Regions from separate parts of the Homo sapiens genome. Here region 2 is linked to region 1. The links are chromatin loops, found by intact Hi-C in ENCODE. Cell type or tissue: heart left ventricle. All regions are shown on one strand. Links, peaks and the distances in the headings refer to the core of each region. The heading gives the core; the rest is flanking DNA. Region 1 overlaps PIK3C2G (phosphatidylinositol-4-phosphate 3-kinase catalytic subunit type 2 gamma). Region 2 holds the start of LOC107984527 (a long non-coding RNA gene).

The links. A loop is a pair of places that touch in the nucleus more often than their neighbours do. Peaks named below come from ENCODE experiments on the same cell type or tissue, not always from the same donor. Only the 100,000 strongest peaks of a DNase experiment are listed, where the experiment ranks them.
Region 2: a loop joins it to region 1, with 6 times the contacts of the local background. A loop is called at or near these places in 3 of 110 quality-filtered maps.

The regions. Positions count from the first base shown.
Region 1 is chr12:18,423,778-18,436,134 of GRCh38, reverse strand. It overlaps PIK3C2G (phosphatidylinositol-4-phosphate 3-kinase catalytic subunit type 2 gamma), which reads right to left. Exons shown (of 33, transcript NM_001288772.2): 18 at 12,096-12,190. LOC124902891 (a long non-coding RNA gene) reads left to right here. Exons shown (of 3, transcript XR_007063234.1): 2 at 2,116-2,185. Among named protein-coding and RNA genes, the nearest start is that of PIK3C2G, 170 kb to the right of the region's middle. In heart left ventricle, for the core only: CTCF peaks have their summits at 5,335 and 5,540; no DNase peak of the experiment used is centred there.
Region 2 is chr12:19,033,034-19,045,390 of GRCh38, reverse strand. LOC107984527 (a long non-coding RNA gene) reads right to left here and starts at 8,562. Exons shown (of 2, transcript XR_001749033.1): 1 at 8,291-8,562. RefSeq lists a silencer at 8,262-8,556. In heart left ventricle, for the core only: no CTCF peak of the experiment used is centred there; no DNase peak of the experiment used is centred there; H3K4me3 peaks cover 1,797 bases; H3K27ac peaks cover 2,500 bases.

The sequences.
Region 1 (12,357 bases), core at 4,347-6,846:
TGGCACAGCAGAAAGGTGGAAAGAAATTAGGTTATGACATCATCAGTGAGCTGCTGCAATAATAAACTTTGGAACCACACTACTGAAGAGCTTCTTGTTATGTGAGATAAAATAATTAATTCTTCATATAATTGTAAACCAGTTGAATCAGGGTTTTTTTTTTTTTTTGTTACTTGTAGCTCTAAGTATCTTGAAGTGAAGAAGTATCTTCAAGTGAAGGAAGGGAAATGGTCAAGTAAAGTATGAAATATGTTAAGAACTGTATTGTAGATGTGTACAAGGGAGCCAAGGTCAGAGACATCTTCAAAGAGGATAAAATCTTGAGCTGAGTCCTAAAGGATTCTATATAGACAGACAAGGGAACAACTGCATTTCAAGAAGTTGGAAAACTGTGTGCAAAGTCATCAGGGCATGAAAGATTTGAGAATTTGAGTAACTACTTGAGAATAATAAAAAGAAAGATTATATTTGGATGTAGAAAGGCTTACAAGATGAGGTGGGAGATAGGCAGAGTGGAAACTATGAAGCTCCATTGCCAAGTCATGTTAAGAGAGAATGGATTTTCTCTCTTAACATGGATCTCATACCCTAATTCTAAACTCTGTCATAAGAAAAGAGGAAACTGGAATTAAGAAATTATGCTAACCAGCTGGAGGTTACCCATGACCTGGAGCTGACTTTATGAGTTTGGGATCAAGTTGTTACATGTGTAGATTATTCTGAGAGCAGTGTGGAGGATGGATGGACTGGGGATAGGTAAGAATGAAAGTGAAGGAAAACAGCCTGGAAGCGGTAGTGATAGTCCAAGTAGATGATACCAAAGGTGCTAGCTATAAAGTAGAAAGGAAAGGACAACTTAAAGACAAATTTATGAGAAAAGAGAATCAAGACTTAAGAAATAAGTAAATAAAGATTATTGGGTAAGAATAATGTCTTCTAGATTTTCTGTGTTGGATATCTTAGTAATGGCTGTAAACTAGGGCATTGTGTATTTTTAAAAGTTTGGGAATGGTGGGTGAAAGAATTGAAATGGTAGAGGGTAGGAATATTGAATTCAGTTTTGAATTTCTTGAGCTGAGATGCCAGTCGTATACCATGGCTACATAAATATCTTAATAATGAGCCCTCCAGAAAAAAAAAAAAACCTGGTTACAAAATGTACCCATAGGTTAAATCTCTTGGAATTATTTGTAAAATTTTTGGACAAAAGTCAAAGACATTTTTAGAGGATGTCTATTAAAATGATGATTCTTACTGGAGTAGTTAGCTAGTAATCTTTTTTTGTCTGTTAAGACTAATTTTGGTTTTTGAAAAGAAAGCCAATTAATATGTGGAAAGGTGGATATTGGCTTTTCTTTCATGCCCTCTTCCTCTACCACTTTATGGAGAGGTTTCTTGAATAATCTATGCTGTTGTACTTGTATGGCAGAAACTGCTACAGGTTTACCAAATTAAACTGCATTTTGCTTCTGTATATATACATACATGGACCACTTTCCTTTGCCACCTTGCAGTTAGGTGGGGGCATTATTACTGACTTCTGGCCTACGGAATATAGACAAAAGTGATGTCTGCTATTAGCATCTAAAAGCATCTCCAACATCATGCTATGATTCTCTTGCTATGATTCTACAATTATATGCTATGATTCTCTTTCTATGATTCTATGCTATGATTCTCTTTCTATGATTCTATGATTATATGCTATGATTCTATCTTATTTGGGTCCAGGTTCAGGGAATACATTTGAGAGTTCCAAATTTAGGGGATGTAATGGTTTCAATGTGTTCCCTTTAAAAATTCATGAGCTGGAAATTTAATCCCCATTGCAACAGTATTGACAGGTGGGGGTCTAATGGAAGATGTTCAGGATCTATTCACTCATGAATGGGTTCATGCCCTTATAAAAAAGTCTCCCAAAAGTCAGTTTGCTTTTCTTCACTATTCTACAACATGAGGAACAACAGTCCTTTCCTCTGGAAGATGCAGTGTTCAAGGTGCAATCTCGGAAGCAGAGACTGGGCCCTTACCAGACACCAAACCTGCTAGCATCTTGATCTTGGATTTTTCAGCCTCCAGAACTTAGAGAAATAATTTCTGTTGTTTATTTCTCAGATATTCTGTTACTGCAGCACCAATGGATGAGGATAGGGAATGACTGAGCCATAAGATGAAAGGATTCTGGGTAAGTCCCATCAATGAGCTGATGACATTCAATTTTCTGTCACCATCCCAGATCTTTTCCCTGTCCTTCAGGCCTGTACCCTACTGCTTACTGTGTATTTTTAGTTGGAAGGAAACCAAACACTCATTTGCCTACATTTTATTATTGTCATGTTCTTTCCCATCCTAGAGGGATTTATTTTCTAACTCATTTAACTTGATGAAATGGGTGACTTAATTGTATTAGCATAATTGGTAGTTGCTTAATTGAACAGTGTTTTTGAGAAAACTGAGAAAGTCTTGGTTTTATGAAATAGGTGCTGAAAAATAAGTACAAAGTGAGTCTACTAAGTAGATTACTCAGTTATTGTTATCATAACTCATGGTTTAATAGTAAAACTAAAAGAGCACACTTAATGTTTTATTTTTATTTATTTATTTTTTTCGAGATGGAGTCTAGCTCTTTCACCCAGGCTGGAGTGCAATGGCGTGATCTCGGCTCACTGTAACCTCCGCCTCCTGGGTTCAAGTGATTCTCCTGCCTCAGCCTCCTGCCTCAGCCTCCCAAGTAGCTAGGATTACAGGCACCTGCCACCACGCCCAGCTAATTTTTGTATTTTTAGTAGAAATGGGGTTTCACCATGTTGGGCAGGCTGGTCTGAAACTCCTGATCTCATGACCTACCCTCCTCGGCCTCCCAAAGTACTGGGATCATAGGCATGAGCCACCACGCCGGGACACATTTAATGTTTTAAATATCAATTAGACACTATAAAAGAAAGATTCTGGAAACAATCTGCTATCTACTTCAAAGCTCCTTCAAGGATACAATTTTAGTGGGCTTATTGTATATACCTACTTATTAACATTTACAACTGACAGCACTTGTGAGTCATGCCAACAACTAGGGGCAACAATTTTGAGCTTTTAAATATCTCAATTTTCAATATGGTTTTCATTTCAGTTTTGCTCTTAAGTTAAAAAAAAAAAGTCACATCTTCAGTACTTGAATGAGTTCCTAATTGATAGAAAAAACAAACATTTCCTGAATTCTTCAAATTACCCTTTTTTGAAAGTAGATGTTGAATTAGAAAGAAATCTGAATTGGGCATGAGATATCATAAACGTATTTTAATTTCAATTCTTCAGTCAGCTTAGATGATTGTCATTGGAAAAATCACTTAACATGTTGAGATCCCTTTCTGGGATAGCAGATGATCCTTCAAGTCCCATTTGGCTTCAAAATACTGTAACTCTATGAATATCTGTTAGTGTATTCCTTTTGGATGCCAAATTCAAATATTATTAGAAGACAAGAATAATTTCTAAACAGAATGCCTTTTTGCCAACCATATTTTTTGTTGGCTAGAGCAAAGTCAGTCTGATTGAGAAACAATAAATAATTAAACACTATAATACTGCTTTTCAGGGACTTAACCCAAATCTCTAGTATAAACTATGACAGTGGGGGACTAACATTATTATAGGGAAACCAGATTACTATCTAAGGAAGCAGTGATGTAATTGGATGTGGTTATTATAATGAAAAATTGCTGGACAGTGGATTAGGAAGCTCAGTTCCCAAAGGCCTGGGTGGGTCCAAGTTTCAACATTTGAGTTCATTATGTATATACATAATGTTCATTTCCATAACTCTTCACTTTTTCTTAACAAAATAGAAGATTTTGAGGGAAAAATGATTTAAACCAGTGATACATTGATGCTGGAGCTCTTTTCTTGGCTTTTGACTTGATTTGTGGTAGAAGTTTGTATAAGATTCTATTTTCATAGATATTTATTAGCAGTAATAAGGCTTAAATGACACCAAATTTATTTAAAGATTGTATGGTATTTTAAAAATCTTTTTATTAAAGGAACTACATAAAATCTCTATTGCATAAAATAGAAACAAAACAGACAAAAACAACTGTTCCTGTATTATGCCTTCACTGGAAAACTATGCTAATGGATTTTACAGATTATTGTGTACAAAGGAAACCTTGTTACCACTATCTGCCTCTTTTCCTTCAGGTTGGTTGGGATAGAGAACAGTTGCTTTTGGTTTAAGCAAGTTGCTGAAGGTAGGGATTCTATCCTGTGTATACATTTCTGAGGACAACAAAGTGGAAAGATGATTACAGCAGATCAATATTAAAAGTCAGTGAGACATATCTTTCCCTAACAAAAGATGAAGCAATAATTCATCATTTATTACATTGTAAAGGTAAAAAAATAAATTAGTTGCAAAATAATGATTCTCAAAGGTAAAGGGCTGAGGCTTTAAAGCCCCCTATGGATTCTGTATCATGTGTGCTGTATTGCTCTGCAAGACCTCCCTGAAGTACAGCTCTTTCCCCTTGCTTCAGGGAGTGTTCCAGACATCAAAACAAAAAGAGAGAGCATTTACCTCCTTTGTGTATTCATTTGTAAGCCTTTATCAGTATTTAAAACTGACAGAATGGGAGCACACAGACTTTTTTACTCACTGGATGTCTGGCCTTGCCTCTCTGCTTTTATTTGGAAAAGGTCATAGGCAAAACTGTAAAGTGGACAAAATTTGTTGAGTTCCCTCTCTCTACTCTGTCCCTGCCACGTGGCCAGTGGGCTCTTTCCTCCTGCCTGGATGCTAATGTTAGCCCCTGAGCTTCTTTAAGGCAAGGATCATCCTTTGTTTTATTGTTAATCATTCAACAGTGTCCATCATCTCTATGTTTGTCACATTAATGAAAAAATGATAAACTAATTCCCATAATCATTAGGTTCAGAATATATATATTTTCATATTAGAAGAGAACTGCTGGAAGAGAGCAATACTTAACCTCAAGGAGTGACTTGCAAATGAGAGAATTTCAGGCATTAGGGGATACGTATTGTGGAGAGGCGGGTGAGAGAGACAACTGTGACTTTGAATCTCATGATGCCAAATTTCCACATCTTTTTGCTTTATTTAAAGTCATCTGTGACTTGAGAACTTGCCCCCAAAATTTTAGATAAAAGAGTTGAGGGAAGATTATTTAAAAAAAAAATGGACAGATTTTTGGATCATCTCAGTTTTATGGATAGCATATTAAAGTCACAGGATATGGTCATTTAATACCCTGTACCAGAGACAACATTGGCTTAATTCATTTCGTGGTTTTCTCAACTGGTACAGAAGATGCTGCTCCATCAACTTGTTCTTAGGCCCTAACTCCTGTCTTGGTTTGTCCTGGACTTCTGCTCACATTCTCCCTCTTCTCCAGTTTTGGTTTCACTAGTGATATCCATTGCCTCGTTTCTGATCAGGTCAATCTCCTGGAATTGCTTTAGCCAGGCCAGCTCTTAGTTGACCTCTGAAGCAGCTCTCCTCCACCCCCTATCGACATAAGTCTGCATGTGCACAGCTGAGTCCAGGAAACTTAATCCTATTCATACATTGAATAGTAAATTATTGAATGTCTATAAAGTGCCAAGTACTGTTCTAGGTACTTGTGATATATCAGTGAATAAAGCAGAAAAAAGATCCTTACATTGATAGAGCTTGCAAATGGGAGCCTCACTTCAGGTTATCCCCATACTTTGAAAGGAACATTTTGAAGAGATTTTTGCATTAGGTGCCTTAAGTGACACCTTATAAAAGGAGCTGTGTTATAATATGGTTTCCTACCAGACAGTTTTTCATTCCAATTGGTTCTCTCTTGGAGTTTGTTCAATCAGACTTGGTAGGAGGAGTGGGAAAGACTGCAATACTGTTGTTCTACCTACGATGTATCCCATAGCATACTGATGCTCCAGTTTCTAAAAACACATATTTAAATTTTTATCTTCCATAAGAAATACTTATTGTAGGTCAGGTTCTCTAGAACAGGACATGAGGCAGAATTTCACTGTTTGTGATTTACTGAAGAAGTGCTCTTCAGGAAAAATCTTATGAGGGAGTAAGAGCAGAATTATAGGGAAGGGAAAGGAATTAACAAGGATGAGATCTCGGGTCAAGTCTAACCTTGATCTGATTTATGGGGAGGCTCTGGAATGTAAATTATATCTTAGAGATTTTCCCACTTCGTAGGCCAGGGGGCTGTGGAATCAGAGGCTAATTCTCCAGAGAAGGGGCCGTATTTTGTTAGCAGTCACTGCAGCAGATGGGAGTGGGTGCAGCAGCCAGGTAGAGGCGCACAGCAGTGCCTTTGACAGTGCCCAATTTCATATTCCCTGAGTACCATGGAATTTCCAGTACTGTGTGTGAAAATATTGATGGCCTTACAGACATTTCTGTGGATTCATAATTTTTAAAACATTTTTTGAGTATCTACTGAGTTTCAGATACTGTGCTGGATTGGTACATGGAAGAGTGTGACATGATTGCTGTCTTGAGCTACTCTGTGGACTAAGAGGGGGAAGGGACAGGGCAGCAGTGGTGTCAAGGGAGTGTGATATGATGTCTGGCAGAGTCATGAACAGTATGCTGTTTGACATGATGTGGAAGCAATACTCAATCCCAGATGGTGGCTGGGAGAGGGTCAGGGAAAGCTTCCTGATGATGTGACATCCTAGGCAATTGACTCAGAGCCTTCATAAAGTCTGTTATATTATTTTCCTGTGGCTGCCGTAACAAGTTAACACAAACTAGTGATAACAGAAATGTATTCTCACAGTTCTGGAGGCCAGAAGTCCAAAATCAGGGTGTAAGCAGGGCTGTGCTCTCTCCCAAGGCTCCGGGGAGAACCTTCCTTGCCTCTTCCAGCTTATGGTAGCTCTAGGCATTCCTTGGCTTGAGGCTGCAATCAATGCCTCCCTTTTCATGACCTTCTCTCTGTGTGTGTCTTCTCCTCTTCTGCCTCTCTTTAGGTCACTTGGCATTGGATTCAGGGCTCACCCTGATAATCCAGGGGGAACTAATCTCAAGATCTTTAATTAAATTCTATCGTCAAAGACCCTTTTTCTCCATAAGGTCACATTCACAAATCACAGGTTTCTGAGGTTAGGCTGTGGACATATCTTCTTTGGGGCCACCACTCAACTCAATACTTGACTAGTGGTTAAAGTGTTTCCTATTCCAAATGGAAAGGGGCACTACATTTAAGCTTTTGTAATTAATTGTTACATAATGGGGGAGGGGCCTCCTGGGCATAAGCTCCAAATGTTATGGTTCCCATTTATAGCCACCTTTTAGGATGCAAACTGTGAGGTAAAGCTTTTAAATTCAAACACAAAGCTTCTAGTTAACTCACTTGCCTTGGAAAATAGGGGCTATTCATCCTACATTCACTCTTCCAGTGGAAGAGACTCACGTGAGCCTAAGTCAATTTCACCTCTCAGAAAGGCTACCCACAGTGATGCCAAGTAGTCAAGATGGTTTTCATTCCAATCTTACTTATTCATAGCTCAGTATCTGGTGAGGCAACTTTCTGATCACTGATAGTGACAGGTGGAAGTTGTGGAGCAGGGAGCGCTGTTGAGGATATATAGAGTTATAGGGCTTGGTGAATAATTGGTCATGTTAGTGAGAAACAAGGAAGACCTCAAGACCTGTGTGAGCAAGACAGGATATTTAGTTCAGTTTTGAATATGGTGAATCTGAGGAAGCAGTAATTCATCCACGTGAAAAAAAATCTCATAAACTCATGACTGATGGGTTTCTAGTTTTTTTTTTTTTTAAATAAGACTTTTTTTTAAGGAAAGATATTTTGAGTATTTTTTTTTCATGAATCGTGAGATGGGAGCTGCATCTTTAAAGTTTTAACACAAACATTTTGCACAGAAGCAGTCACTCCCTAAATATGATGCTTGGCTTGAGCTATATTTTTTAACTCTGATATATTTTAAATATAATTAATATTATTTTATGCTTAGTGCATGTTGCCTGATTCTTAATTTTTATTTGTTTTAAGGGGATGTAGGCACTTTTGAATCTCCCCCCTTAGAGGATCAGGAACAATAACTAATAGGTCATAGGCTTAATACCTGGGTGATGAAATAATCTGCACAATAAATCCCCATGACACATGTTTACCTATGTAACAAACCTACACGTGTGACCCTGGACTTAAAAGTTAAAGAAAACTCCTTCCTGTTTTATTTCTCTTTTTTCATATTCTTACAAACAAAGCTCTCAAAACAAACAGTCCATTTATAATTTATATTCTTTTCTATTCCTTCTTAGTTTCTCCTTGAATCACTGAAAGGAAAAATGGGCTTGATTTTTTTTTTCGAAAGGATGAGAATTATACACAAAAAAGCTTCCCTTCCAACCTTTTTGGAAACAGTGACGTAATTGTGTTTACATGAATTTGCAAGTATGACATTGATTTACCACTTTGTGTGCACCCATTGTTGCCTTTCAAATGACTCCACTTTTCATACAACTTTAGCAAATGAAGAACTTACTGAGGTGGTCCAAGTATTTTAACAATCGTTAGTCAATTAGAATAAGTCTTTAATATTTTATTATATTTTTAATATACTTTTAAAACTTTTTTTTTTTTTTTTTTTAATGGAGTCTCGCTGTTGTCAGCCCAGGCTGGAGTGCAATGGCGCGATCTCGGCTCACTGCAACCTCCCGGGTTCCAGCAATTCTCCTGCCTCAGCCTCCTGAGTAGCTGAGATTACAGGCGCCCGCCACCAGGCCCGGCTAATTTTTGTATTTTTAGTAGAAATGGGGGTTTCACCGTGTTGGCCTGGCTGATCTCGGACTCCTGACCTCAGGTGATCCACCAGCCTTGGCCTCCCAAAGTGCTGGGATTACAGACGTGAGCCACCACGCCCGCCTAAAACATTGTCTTTTATATATTTTATACTTTATATATTTTTATATTTTTGTTCAAATATTAAAATAAAAATTGTTATCTGGCTATGTTACTTTTTTAATATGTGTGCATTTTAATAATGCATGCAAAAAACAGTAAAGTTTTAAGGGAATTAAACATTGAGTTTAATGGAGTCTTACATTTAATATGACAGCAGAACACCACAAAGTGTATCCACTTAACTTTCCTTTGCCCCAAAGTAGCTTTCTGAAAAACTGAAGAAAATAAGACTTCATTCAGAGCTTTAATAAGAGTCTATTCATGGAAGGGCCTCATGCCAGTCAATGTATCTTATGTTTTATTATAATAACATGCTAGAGGAATTGTTCTGCTTTTTAAATTAGGCATTTAAAATGAAAATAAGCATCAAATCAAACAGTCTCCGACCAAGTTCCTGTGTATCTTCTTTGCTACATCTTCTTGAGTGATTTTCATGAGAAGAGTGATCTCATTATGAGTAACATTTCTTGAAGCAGAAAAATATGACACTCCAAAATGATATTGACTTGCTGTTTTCCTGTTATTTAGTGGTCTTAACTATCAATCAAAGCAACTAAATGATGCCTGTCATACATTCAGGAGAGTAAAACATAGATCTAATTTTATCCTTAGGTCATTGAAACTTATAATTGTTAAAACTTTGTCCTATGAAATTAAAATTGAATCAACAAGGTTAACAATACAAAGGAAAGTAGGAAGAACAGTATGCAAAGAATATTATGTTCAATAGAATCAAGTGTAGGTGATAATAGGATAAATCGTTTTTTGAAAACAGGATTGGAACCAAAATTTGTTTTTAATAAGTGAGTTTTTAACATTAGAAGGATTTTATTCTTAACTCTCAATTATATAATCACAAAAAAAAATCAATGTTTCAGGAAAACACACTTAATCCTAACATAAAATTCATGTCACTTATCACAAAGTTAGATAGTCAAGTGTATAAAGGAGAAACAAAACAGAAATAGTAATTTTAAACCACATGAGACATCGCAAAGAATTTTTTTTGTTAATAAACAACCCATAAATACTTTTACATACTACATTTCAAAAATGATGCATCTATGAATAATATGATAAAGGTCATAGTGTTGAAGACTTTAAATTCAAGGTCATCATGTTGAAGACTTGAAATTAAATTCAAGGTTGTAGTGATGAAAAATTCAAAGTCAAGGTCTTGATGACAAAGACTTTAAATCCAAGGATATATTGTGTAAGAAAGGACAAACCACTAGCATTCAAGTTATTTATCCAATTAGTTCTCTGTGAGTACAAAATATAAGAAATCACTACATGGATTGGCCTAATTAGAAATTTTATTTCATTTATAAATAACTCTTAACTTCAGGAAATCTTTTCACAGAATCATTCAGTCACATGGTATTTATCTACCCTTGTGTAGGTATTTCTGCTACACTTTAAATCCTTATTCAAAACAATTCTCTCTCCATTTCTCTATGTTTTTAAGTATAAAATATTTTAAAAGGAAGAAATGTCAGCTGGGCTTGGTGTCTCACACCTGTAATCCCAGCACTTTGGGAGGCCAAGGCAGGCAGATCATGAGGTCAAGAGATGAAGACAATCCTGGCCAATGTGGTGAAACCCTGTCTCTACCAAAAATACAAAAATTAGCCAGGCGTGGTGGTGTGTGCCTGTAGTCCCAGCTACTCGGGAGGCTGAGGCAGAAGAATCGCTTGAACCAGAGAGTTGGAGGTTGCAGTGAGCTGAGATTGCACCACTGCACTCCAGCCTGGTGACAAAGTGAGACTCCGACTCAAAAAAAAAAAAAAAAAAAAAAAAGAAATGTCTGTCCTTTAGCTAGAGAAAAAAAGCAACCCATTTCCTTCTTTACTTCAAAAACACAAAACAAACCAAAACAATCCAATTCCTAATGTAATGTCATACAGAACACAGGGCCTGGAACAATATTTCATTCTGGTTTTCCTGCTATATGCTGAGAATAATTTAGTTATTTACATTATTGAGAAATCTATTTAGCAGACTAGAATCATCCCAATGCTTCCATCAGCAGAAGGCTTGCTAAAAAAGGCACGAGCAGTGGCATCTACAAATGGGAACATCAAAGACTCTACTCTCTCTTTCTCCTCATCTTCTTCTGATTCATCCATATCTGCTGAATCATCATCAGCATCATCATTATCATTTTTTCTCCTCCCCCTCATCTTTCTCTTCCATCTCTTCATATTCATCAGGACCCATTTCCAATCATACTATAGACACCCTGAACGTTGGACATGCCATATGGAATTGGAGAATGGCAACATTAAAGATATTTAAAGTACAGGAAATGGTAGGTATAATACCCTTCCATATATCGTGGTGTTGTAGAGAATGTGGTACAGCTGCTCCAGTCATATACCCAGCCTGGGCTGATGACTGGAAATTCACAAGCTAATCCAGGTCCTTGAACTTCTTCTACTTCACCTTTAGCATTCGTTAGTCTCCACTAGCAACTGTCCAACTGACAAGCCTTCTCAGGAATAGCATCTTTTGACAATCTTAATTCGGTGTGTGAAGGAATAGTGGGGTTGATGTACAGAAGCTAAGTTCTGGCAGAAACTATGGGGAAACTGAAATGCTAATATCCTCAGGTGTTGCTATAGACATTCTGGCATCTTATGAATCAGTCTTATTTCTTCACTAATAATATTTCAAATTTATGCTTTGGGAAAAGTTTAGTGCTCTAGAAATTTTCAACAGAATGAGTATACATTAGCCTTTGAATTTTATGGTTTATAACTAATATTGCACAGAAAGTATTTTTATACCACATATTCTTCCAAAAACATTCAGTCTCATAACTAGATTTTACATTAAAATCTTCAAGGAGTAGATATACAAATTGCACTTGTCATTTAAAGCTACAAGAAAGGCATCATTCAGATTTGAAATTCTGTTTGGATTTAACTTCCTGATTAACAGTAGCAACTGTCCAACTGGTAGATTTTGAAAATGATGACACATTATCCTCTTAAATAAAAATGACATTGACAAAGACTCAAAACTGCCTGAATTTTATGGTCTGTATCAATTATAAGGTAAAGAAATATTCTGCTTCCTCTAAAGCTGCCCCATAGAGAAGGTGGCAATTAAAAAGGCATCCTTGCCTGATTTAGTTAATCTTACCAGTAAAGACGATGGGCAACCTGGATGCTCTGCAAGGAGCGGTGGAGTAGAAGTTGCACTAAAGGACTCTCAAGGTTCCATTCAAACTTGACAGCCTGAAGTAAGAGACACAATTACTTTACTTCTCAGTAACAAAATTATAGCAGAATACAGAGGGACTTCAGAGGCTTGAGAAAAGACTAGAGAAAACAGCATGCATATTTTAACAAAATGCTAATAACACATTCGATGATTTTATGAGTCGGTATATGACTAATAACAA
Region 2 (12,357 bases), core at 6,510-9,009, 610 kb before region 1:
AAAGACAGGGAACGGCTGATCAGTGGAGCAGTGAAAACACACACGACATTTATTGATTAAGTTCACTGTATTATATGGGCATAGCTCATGGTGCCCCAAAACCACTACAGTAGTTACATCAAAGGTTACTGATCACAGATCAACACAGATATAATAACACTGAAGAATTCTGAAATATTGCAGGAGTTACTGAAGTGTGCTACAGGAACATAAAGTGAGTACATGTTGTTGGGAAAATGGTGCTGGATAGACTTGCTTGAGTCAGGGTTGCCACAAACCTTCTGTTTGTAAAGAACACAGTATCTGGAAGTGCAATAAAGGGAAGCACAATAAAGTGAAGTACGCCTGTACTTGAATTGCCCTTTCCTGCCCCTACGCCCTCCTGCGTGTTTATGTTATTCTTTTGAAATATAACAAGGTTCATTTGTTTTAGTTTGCACTCCCTCTTAGGAATAAAATGTATTCGTTGTTATTTTATAAATATTAAAACATGAACATGGTAATTGTCCAAGTGATAAAAATGATAGGGAAGTATCACTTCTCCCAAGTTTTCCATCTTCTTTCTATCTCAGGAGTATGTTTTTTTAAGGTTTAAATCTGACTGTGCTCCCCTTTGTTTAAAACGCTGTTATCACTTGTCCCAAATCCTGGAAGTGTCTGTATGATGTGACCTGCCTGATTTCTAGCTTTGTCCTGTGCTGTGCCCCTCCTTGCTCATTGTGCATACAAACGTTCTTTTAGTTCTTCGAATGATGCTACTCCTTGCTTTCTTATGACCTTCTCACATACTACACCCTCTACCTGCAATACCTGTTTCCTCCTCTTATTAACTGTGTTAACAGCAATTCACACTTTAGGCCCAAATTAAATGCCATTTTCTCAAGGAAACCTTCTCTGTCCTTGTCTCTTCTTGCCCAGTGAAAAATACAGTAGATTAGATCTCCCTGTTATTTTATCCTCACAATGTTTCCTGCGTAGCACAGATCACAGTTTGCCATTATAATGCTTATTTGTTTGATTACTTTTTTTTTTTTTTTTGAGACAGAGTCTTGCTCTGTTACCCAGGCTGGAGTGCAGTGGTGAGATCTTGGCTCACTGCAACCTCTGCCTCCCAGGTTCAAGCAACTCTCCTGCCTCAGCCTCCTGAGTAGCTGGGATTACAGGCATGCGCCACCATGCCCGGCTAATTTTTGTATTTTTTGTAGAGATGGGGTAGATGGGGCTTCATCATGTTGGCCATGGCTGGTCTCGAACTCCTGACCTCAAGCGATCCTCCTGCCTCAGCCTCCCAAAGTGCTGGGATTACAGGCATGAGCCACTGTGCCTGGCCTGTTTAATTACTTGAATCATGGCTATCTGGTCCACCATGCTGTAGGGTCCATGTACAGCAAATATTTGTTGAATTAATAAATGAGGAGTAGAAAAAACTGTGAAGTTTCATATGTTTATTGTGGCACTATTCACAATAGCAAAGACTTGGAACCAATCCAAATGTCCAACAATGATAGACTGGATTAAGAAAATGTGGCACATATACACCATGGAATACTATGCAGCCACAAAAAATGATGAGTTCACGTCCTTTGTAAGGACATGGATGAAATTGGAAATCATCATTCTCAGTAAACTATCGCAAGGACGAAAAACCAAACACCGCATGTTCTCACTCATAGGTGGGAATTGAACAATGAGAACACGTGGACACAGGAAGGGGAACATCACACACGGGGGACTGTTGTGGGGTGGAGGGAAGGGGGAGGGATAGCATTAGGAGATATACCTAATGCTAAATGACGAGTTAATGGGTGCAGCACACCAGCATGGCACATGTATACATATGTAACAAACCTGCACATTGTGCACATGTACCTTAAAACTTAAAGTATAATAATAATAATAATAAAAAAAGAAAAAACTGTGAAGTTTAAGTTAGTATGTAGTTTCAGAAAATAGATGACTTCTTATTTGTAGATATTTGAACTGATTCACAGATACTTTAGTTTTGTTCACAAATTTGTATTTATTTGTCCCATCGTAGTTGTACGAAATCTCTGTGGCCTTGCATACTCCACAATGGAAAGTTGAGGTCTGATTGGCACATTCTAAACCATACCTTTTACATAACAAAATTAGAGGAAAAAGAGATACTTAAGAACAGAGGGGCAGGTAAGTGAAATAATTACGGTATTTTCTTATTGCTAAGTATAGGAAGCAGACAGAACAAAGTGAGAAGAAAGCTATTGACATAACACACATCAGCTATTTTGCTATATGACTGAAATGCCTTTTCATTGTTTTTTCCATGTTTTCCAATATGTTTGCAAATATGCTTATAGATTTTGTTTTTGTTTTTGCTTTTTTTTTAGGTGGAGTTTCTCCCTTGTTACCTGGACTAGAGTGCAATGGCACAATTTCGGCTCACTGCAATCTCCGCCTCCTGGGTCCAAGCGATTCTCCTGCCTCAGCCTCCTGAGTAGCTGGGATTACAGGCACCCACCACCACTCCAGGCTAATTTTTTTGTATTTTTAGTAGAGATGGGGTTTCACTCTGTTGGCCAGGCTGGTCTTGAACTCCTGACCTCAAGTGATCTGCCCGCCTTGGCTGCCCAAAATGCTGTGATTACAGGTGTGAGCCACCATGCCAGGCCTTTATAGATGTTAAGACAGAATAAATGCCTTTAATTTATATGATTAATATGTATGATTTAATCCATGATAAATCAAAGCAACCGTTCCATTTTAAAAGATCAAGTTAGGTTAAGTGCAGAAGAATTTGACTGAGAAGCTATGGGAGCTTAAAGATTCATGGCCCTTCTTTCCATGGCTCATTCCAAAGTCCTGGGAAGCACCCTAGCAAGATGTTCACACAACCATCTAATTTTGTAAAATTTGCAAACTTTGAGCTGCAATTGGTTAAGATTGCTGCTTCGCTCAGACTTTCCCTCCTCATGCTTACCCTGGTGTCTGGCATTTGGGGGATGGAGTTGGCAGTCACTTCTGTGTGTAATGAGGCATTTCTTCGAAAGAATCACTTCTAGAAAACTTCTGCTGTTCACCTGGCATTGTGACACATAGGGGCAAGACCAAAAATCATGTTGTGATATGAGTGTGTCCCAAAGCACCCAGCCCTGAGGTATGCGCACAGTAGAAAAGAAGAAATGATTTAAAAAGATGAAGCGAGAACTAGTCTGTGGAAAATTCTTCTAATCTTCAGAAATGTGGAATTAGAAGCAGAGAATTCCCTTATCATTACTTAAGCAAAATGGCTATTCTTTCCTCTCAGGAATATACTTAATAATGCAGATTGTACAGAGGTAAATACACTATATTTTTTCTGTTGTTGGATGAGAATCATGCAAGATAAAATTTATCTAATTCCTGTGTTCATACTTTATAAACTCTAGGAGTTTTACAAATAGCGATCATGTCTCTTGGCATACTGCAGAGTACTTCCCAATATGTCAGATCACTTACAGTGTCTGACATATTGTGTCCTTATAAAGTTGAGCAGTTATTAGCCAGGTGCAGTGGCTTAAGCCTCTCATTCCAGTTACTCAGGAGGCTGAGGCTGGAGGATCACTTCAGCCCAGTAGTTGCTAGCCTGGGCAACCTCGAGAGACCCTGTCTCAACAATAAAATAAAAAATAATATAAAATAAAGATGAGTGGCTCTAGATGAAACAGCACACAAAACTGCTAACAACGCAGCAATACACTGAAAATAAGTGCTCAAGTGACATAATTCTTACAAACACCCATCAACTTAGTCAATATATGTAGTATTGGAGTAGTTTGATTATACATTTAGGTAGCTCAATATAATATGGCAATAATTTAAAACTGTATTTGAATTCCTCTTGTGTTACACTTAATTTTGTATGGTTTTCCAGTGTATGAAGCCAAAAAATAGGGAAAACGCATCTATTAGAGAGGTTTATTGGGCAATTAATAAAATATTATGCTATTTTTCTGTCTTAAGTGATGCTTAATGTATGTATTGTTTTTTTAATTGTATTTTGTTGCAATTTATTTTCTGTTTCCAAACATATATTCATTTTTGTTTCTAATTTTTGATATGTAAATTTTTGTTGTTTTTCTTAAAGGGTACCTCTTCAAGATGGACCACTTCAGGCCCCATAAAACTTGACTCCCTGTGGTTAGATAAATTAAAAATGTTTCTGTCCTGTGAAAGCTGGGTATAGTGAGCCACCTTTTCCAAAGTACTCAGACAAAGAAATGGTTTTTCTGTTAATTATCAAGATAATTAAACACACACACACATGCACACACACACACACACACACACACACACACACTGCCCTTCCTCAGCTTTGTTCTCCAATATTTACCAGATAATTCTATCCGTTTTGTGTGTGAGTTCAGCTTCCATTTATGTTGTGTATGTTTGAATTATAAATGAACAGAAATTGAACTATAACAAAAAGGAAGAACTTTTAACCACCCCATCCTTCCATGATGGGTCTTCTGAAATTTCCTTTGCCAAAGGTAGGCAGCATCCTCCAGAAGAGAAGTCGGAGCTTTAAGCCAGCTCAGAAAAACAGGGAGATGGAGCAGGATCGAGGACTCAAACAGAATAAGTGAACGTTGGGAGAATCCTACATTATAGAAATAGATAACTCTCAGTATTGGTTTTAAAAATATGGCTAGATAACACCATGCCTGTAGGATACAAAAGGCAAATACATAGCTAGAGCTTATCAGATGCCTAGGAATAACCCATTGAATACACAAAAGCAAAAAAAAAAAAAATCACTGACTTTAGTTTGAGAAATTATAAGAGCCAGAGGCTTAAACATCTATGTAAAATAAACAAAGGAAATAAAAAGAATAGAAGACAAAAGATCAACTGAATGGAGGGCATATCATTAGGTGGGAAGCTCTCTTGAAATTATTTGAAAAGAACAATTAATTCTCTCCTGACAAATGTGCCATGGGAAGCCAAGGCCTCTGGTACTGCTCCTGTTTTTCTCTAGCCTCAGATTTTGGTCTCCCTGCCACGACGCTCATATATCTAGTGAGCAGAAACATTGTTCTTCCATAATTCCCACAGAGGCTTTGCGACTGGATCTCTTTGAGGCTACTACCTACCTCTCCTTTTGGGGCTTATTTATTTCTGCTTAGGTACAGCTGGGAGTTGCAATTTCCAACCGGCAGCTCAAGTGTCTAAAGCTCTTTGATGTTTTCATCATTGCAGAAAAATTAAACTAATCCACAGATTATGAAATACATGCTAGAAGAGCACTTGAGAGAAAAGATAAAGAAAAATCCCCAAATTGAGAACAGAGTACAAAGTGCTAAAGTACTCAAGTGTTGTTGAGAACTCCAAAACAGCATAAAAGTCTACCAAATACAAACTCCTGAAACTTCATCATTCTCTCTTACACATATTTTTACTATCCTTTGGAACTTAAAAAAAATACGATTGTTTAGCATTTTTGACAGCCACCAAGCGAACAGAATAAAATGTAAAATTCAATTTCAAAAAATTGATAATTCTGAGCTGCATTAAGAAAGAAAGTATTTTAGCAAAACATCCCAAAGTCTCTGCTCTACAAGTTACCTCCTCTGGAGAGCTGTAATAATATGACCTGTTCTGCTGAGTGTCATGTGATGCTTGTTTTGAAAATATTTTGCATTTCTTAGATGAAGGGCACGCTTTAACACTTCAGATTACAATAACACGGCGTTACATTTCAGCTACTTCAATTCACATCAGTCTCACAATTTGGCAGAAACATTTTTCATCCAATCTGCATTTGTTCTGGTCACCCTGAGAATTCTATTTTTAGAAAAAGGTCTTTAAAAAGGAAGCACAAACACAGAGTTTTAAAAGATATTATCTTGAAACCTATTCATGTTTTTCAGATTTCTGTCCTATGAGATGCTAGTTAATTTTTACGGAGGGTCCTATCTTGCCTGAACTGGAAAAGCAAAAAGGGAAACAAAAGAAAAAGCAATATAGAACAGTAAACTCAGGGAAATCTTTTCTCTTCTAACTCTTTCAGGAGTAGAGAAAAAGTAAGGGTGGAGAATTATTTGTAGGATTATATTTCATATTTTGATTTAAATTTTACAAGGCCTGTTTATAGAGAAAGAAAAAAAAGACCCTGACTACCCTGAAATGCTTATTAAATCTAACAGCATACCTGCTACAGATTAAATGCCAGTAGCTCCTTGACTCATAACACTTTTGACATCCCAATATCTCTCTGCACCGAAGTATATCACTTTTATTGCAGTAAATCAGAAAAACATGGGAGTTTGACACACAGGTTGGTTAAAAGCAAACAAACCTAAACAATTAAACATTTTTTGAGAAAAAACTTTGAGCTTGCAAAGCTTACGACACTTGTCATAAAACACAACCCTGATTCTTTGATAACTGCGTGCATCACTGCTTAAAGAGCACTGGAATGGTACTTTCAGTGGAATTTTTAAAAAAGAAATCTTACCTTGTGATCTCAAAAGAGTAAGAAAGCTCTCTTTTGCTAAAGGGAAGTTCTTCTAGACAGATACTTCACCATAGTGAGGTATTTATTGTAGCTCATTTTTATGAATCCAGCAGCCTCAGCTCAGAGGCATTTTTGGAGAGGCTAGAAGAGGGTCCAGTTAAGGACTCGGACCTGAGGCAGAGGGGAGACTGGTGAGGGAATCAACAGCTGAAGGTGCAGCAGCTAGTGGAAAGGAGCTTTATTTGGGAAGACACTGTTCTCCTGGGAGGCCAATCAGGCTTATAGTGAACGACTGTGGAATTTAGAGGCTTGTGAATGTGGGCAGGCATCAAGGCAGGTTTCAGAAAAAGGCTCCAGTCCTGTGTCGTAAATGGAGGGCAAAAGGGAACCCTGAAACTGTAGCCAGAACTTGGCCCTGGACGATAGTGCTGCAGTGGGCAAATCTGTGGTCTAGCGGCCTGGGACATGCCAGGCAGAGGACATCAAACTTAGAGCAGGAAGATTGATTTCACACTCTGCCGCCTGGTACATCTGAGCCAAGCCTAGTTCTATATAGAACCTGCTCAGGCTAGATTCATCTCTGGAGCTTCAGCTGTTGGTGTCAGGGCCTGCAACTGGGAAACTGGAAGAAGTTTCCGATAAGTCCACTTGTTTCGTCTCTCCCAAGCCACTTCTGTATTATTCTGATCTATTTTTCACCAAGAAGTCAGAGAGGTCCTTCAAAATGTGCCTCATCATTTGACCCCAAACCTGTTCAAATTCTGTCAATGTATTCCTTAGGACATTAGGCTAACACCAAACCTTAACGTGGCCTACCAATCTCAGTATGATTGAGCTTTCCTAATTCATCTGGCCACTCTCCCTATTAATTTCTGCCCTTCAGCCATAGTGGCCTTTTCCCAGCTGTTTAGTGCCCATGCTCCAGCTTTACACTGTCTACTCTGCCTGAATTTCTTTTCCCCACTCATTTGCTGAAGAAGAAACTTGTCCTGCAGCTCTCAAGCCAAAAGTCACTTCCTTATGGAAGTGGAGACTGGGTGAAGTAAGATTTCTTTCATTTTCAAAGCAGTTATCACAACAGTGATCAAATAATTAAGTGTATAATTAGTTGCTCAATGTTTGTCTCCCCTGCTAAGACTGAAAGCTCTGCTAGACTAAGACCACTTTGATGTTCCATTCCACTGTACACTCAGTGCCTACCGATTAAAGACCTTTTGCAAAGTAGGTGCTTAGAAAATAGTTACTGAATAATTGAGTGCATGAAATAAGGGATGAGCATCTCACTATCACATCTTAAATCACAATGGGATCCTTTCTGCACATTTGCAAGGCTGGCCCACTGTAAGGATCAGTCTTGGCCAAGCATTCTATCACATGACATTACAACAAAGAGTGTAGCTTAACAACAAAATAAACCATATCGATGGCTTGCTTCATTTACTAAATTTATTTTTCCCAAATTCTTTTCTTAGAGTTGGACTAAAATTGTTTTTTAGAGAATGAAGGAGAGAGAACAAAAGAGGCAACAAAATACCTCATCAGTCTTCAGGAATGGATAAATCAAATTGAAACCAGCCCAATTCCCACAGAGCTGATATTTTTGGATTTTTTGAATAAACATAGAAATTGGTCCTCCAGGTCTTAAAACATGAAACTTACATTTGTCTTATCTGAGTTCCATCCTCAGGAAACCAACCCTCAGGCAAGGGACTGAAACGTACCAAAACACTACACCCAGACAATGAGATGCCCGACCTCCCATTAGTCAGGATTGCCTCCTTTCCCCTTCCTAATTCCTGTTTTCCAGCACGTACTTACATTCCTCCTCCTGATACATAAAGCCCTCAATTTCAGTTGGTAGGGGAGACAGATTTGAGACTGATCTCCTATTTTCCTGGGCTGACATCGCATGAATAAAAAGGCTTCTTTCCTGGCAATCCTCCTCTCACTGATTGGCTTTCTGTGTGGCATAGCAACGACCTCACCCCTGGTGTTTGGGTAACAAAATGAACACTGTGTTGGTGGCTTTTTCCATGTTCAATCATGAGCTGCTAAGTTTAAAGTAGCTTTCCACAAAATCGCATCAGTCAACAAACTGTTACTCTCATCAACCTAGAAGCTTTGGAATGTTATAAGAGGCCCTTATCTCACCTCCCTGTGGTAATATTGGAGTTGAAGTGCAGCAGCTGACATTGTACCAGTCCACAAATGGAAAAGGAAAATGTGTGCAGGGTTTCCTGACAACTCTGCTCAAACACTGTCAAAAACTACTGCATGTGATGTAGGAGTTGCAAATAGCTATCAATTCAAACTCTAAAATATCTCTTGAATCTGTTCTCTCTTCCTACTTCTGTTCATATCCCTACTTTCACTACCTTGATTTGGACCCTTTGTCATTCCTTGTCTGGGCTATTTTTTTTTTTAAGACAGAGTTTCGCGTTGTTGCCCAGGCTGGAGTGCAGGGGCACAATCTTGGCTCGCTGCAACCTCCACCTCCCGGGTTCAAGTGATTCTCCTGCCTCAGCCTCCCAAGCAGCTAGGATTACAGGTGCGTGCCACCATGCCCAGCTCATTTTTGTATTTTTAGTAGAGATAGGGTTTCACCATATTGGCCAGGCTGGTCTTGAACTCCTGACCTTGTGATCCACTCTCCTCTGCCTCCCAAAGCGCTGGGATTATAGGCATGAGCCACCATGCCCTTCCTGTATGGGCTATTTTTAACAGTTGTATGTTTTTTCTACCTTTTACGTTTTCTTTCTCTAATCTTTTCCCCACCTTGCAGCCAGAATTAGCTTTCTAAAATATAAGTACAGTCATTTAATTTTCTTAAAAAATTTCTATGACTCTTGTTTACATGAGTGATTTTAAAACTTAAAAATAACAACTAAGCTCTTCTTCCAAGTTGAAAATCTAAAAGAGATACATAAGAGAGAAGAAGTGCAGTGAGGTGGAGTGGTGGGGGCGGTGTGCAGAAACTTGACCTTTTGACCCACCCTGTGCTTCCATTAGGGCACTTTTGGGAACCTAAAAGTCTATTGAATGAAAAATAGCTGGCCTCATAAAAGCCAGTCTCTTTGGACAAACATCCATGAGTCTTCATAATCTGACCACACTTCATTCTTCCAACATAACCTCTCACTAGGGGTTACATAATCCACCCACTCATAATTCTCCAGTACTCCCATACTCCATGTGTTTTCATTCATTTCTACTTGGCATATTCTGTTAGTGCTGCTTGGAAAGGTCATACTCTGTTGGACAATTTCGGACTTAGTTTGATTAAAATCCCTTCTGGAAGTCTTTTCAGACTTCCCCAATCAGAACTGGTCTCTCTCCACCACTCAACTTTGGCTCTGTACTTAACCCCATCACAGCACTTAGCACATTGTATTGTCTGTCTTCCTACTTGATGTCAGAAAATATTTTAATTCATCTTGATAAAAGTAGTGTCTTCCTAACACAATGCCTGGCTTATAGTTATGCATTTGCTGAATGCAAGTTGATTTTATCAGGCTTTCTCAGGAAATAAAATTCCTAGGGATGGATTCAATATAACTTTTTCCTCACCACCATGTCCTTCCCTATCACAAAACATACCTACACACTTAAGATACTGTTTTTCTTTTCTCCCTGATTTTAAGTGTGATATTATGATTTACAATAAGAAGTATATACTAGGTCTTTGTAGTTTCCTGGCACACAGCTCCTATGAGTCTTGGAATTTGAGAAGTGGTTGGTGTCTTTTGTGTGCTAATGAGATGATTGGTGGCTGGGGCTCCTGGAAAGTGTCCAGTGGGGGCTTGTTGCCAGGGTGAACCAACCACGTGATTACAAGGTTGAAACTTTTAGCCCCACCTCCTGACCTAAGGGAGGTGAGAAGAACTGGAGATTGATTCAATAAGCAATGGCCAATGATTTAATTAACGATGCCCAGTGAATCCTCCCCTAAACCTCAAAAGGAGAAGGTCTGGGGAGCTTCCAACATAAAAGTGCTGAAAGGGTGGCACATCTATTGGGGGCATGGAAGTTCCACATCCCTTCCCACATACCTGAGCCTATGCATCTCTTCTATTTGGCTTCCTGAGTTGGATCCTTTTTATAATAAATGGGTAACAGTAAGTAAAGTGCTTTCCTGAGTTCTGTGAGCCGCCATAGCAAATAATCAAATCTGAGGAAGGGGTCGTGGGAACCTCTGATTTACAGCCAGTTGGTCAAATTACAGGTGATAACCTGAAGTATCAAGTGGTAGTGTGGGGCAGTCTTGTGGGAGTGAGCCCTTAAAACTGTGGATCTCCAGGTAGATTGTGACAGAAGCTAAATTGTAGGACACCAGTTGGGTCTGCAGAGAGTTGGAGAATTGCTTGGAAAATCCCACTCGTCTGTTGTCAGAAGTGAAGACATTTGAATACAATTATTATGTATCAATTTTAAAAAGACACCCTTTCTGAAAAGAAATAGATGTTTTAGAAGATGATGTAGTTTGGCTTTGTGTCCCCACCCAAATCTCATCTCGAACTGTAATCGCCACGTGTTGAGGGAGGAACCTGGTGGGAGGTGATTGGATCATGGGGTGGTTTTCCCCATGCTGTTCTCATGATAGCAAGTGAGTTTTCATGAGATCTGATGGTTTAAAGTGTTTGGCAGCTTCCCCTTCCCCCTGCTGCCATGTAAGATGTGCTTGCTTCCCCTTTGCCTTCCACCATGATTGTAAGTTTCCGGAGGCCTCCTCAGCCATGTGGAAGTGTGAGTCAATTAAACCTCTTTTCTTTATAATTTACCCAGTCTCAAGTAGGTCTTTATAGCAGTGTAAAAATGGACTCATACAGAAAATTGGTACTGAGAGAAGTGGGGCACTGCTATAAAGATATCTGAAAATGTGGAAGTGACTTCGGAACTGGGTAATGAGCAGAGGTTGGAACAGTTTGGAGGGCTCAGAAGATGACAGGAAGATGTAGGATAGTTTGGAACTTCCTAGAGACTTGTTGAATGGTTTTGACCAAAATTCTGATAGTGATATGGACAATGAAGTCCAGGCTGAGGTGGTCTCAGATGTTGTATTAGTCCATTTTTTGCACTGCTATAAAGAAATACCCAAGACTGGGTGATTTATAAAGAAAAGAGGTTTAATTGACTCACAGTTCCCCATGGTTGGGGAGGCCTCAGGAAACTTACAATCACGGGAGAAGCAAAAGCAGACATGTCTCACATGGTGGCAGGTGAGAGAAGTGAAGTGCAAGCAGAAGAAAAACTGCCACTTTTAAAACCATCAGATCTTGTGAGACTCACTCACTATCACAAGAACAGCATGAGGGAAACTGCCCCCACAATCCAATAACATTCCATTAGGTTTCTCCCTTGACACATGCAGATTACAATTCAAGATGAGATTTGGGTGAGGACCAAGAGCCAAATCATATCAGATGGAGATGAGGAATTTATTGGAACTGGAGCAAAGGTTACTTTTGCTATGCTTTATCAAAGAGACTAGTGGCATTTTGCCCCTGCGTTAGAGATCTGTGGAACTTTGAACTTGAGAGAGATGATTTAGGGTATCTGGTAGAATAAATTTCTAAACAGCAGAGATTCAAGATGTGACCTGGCTGTTCCTAAAAGCGTTAAATCATATGTGTTCACAAGGAGATGTTCTGGAATTAGAACTTATGTTTAAAAGGGAAGCAGAGCATAAAAGTTTGGAAAATTTGCAGCCTGATCATATGGTAGAAAAGAAAAACTCATTTTCTAGGGAGAAATTCAAGCAACGAGCTGCAGAAATTTGCATAAGTAAAGAGAAGCTGAACGATAACAGCCAAGACAATGGGAAAAATGTCTCCAGGGCATTTCAGAGATCTTCATGGCAGCCCCTCCCATCACAAGCCCAGTGGTCT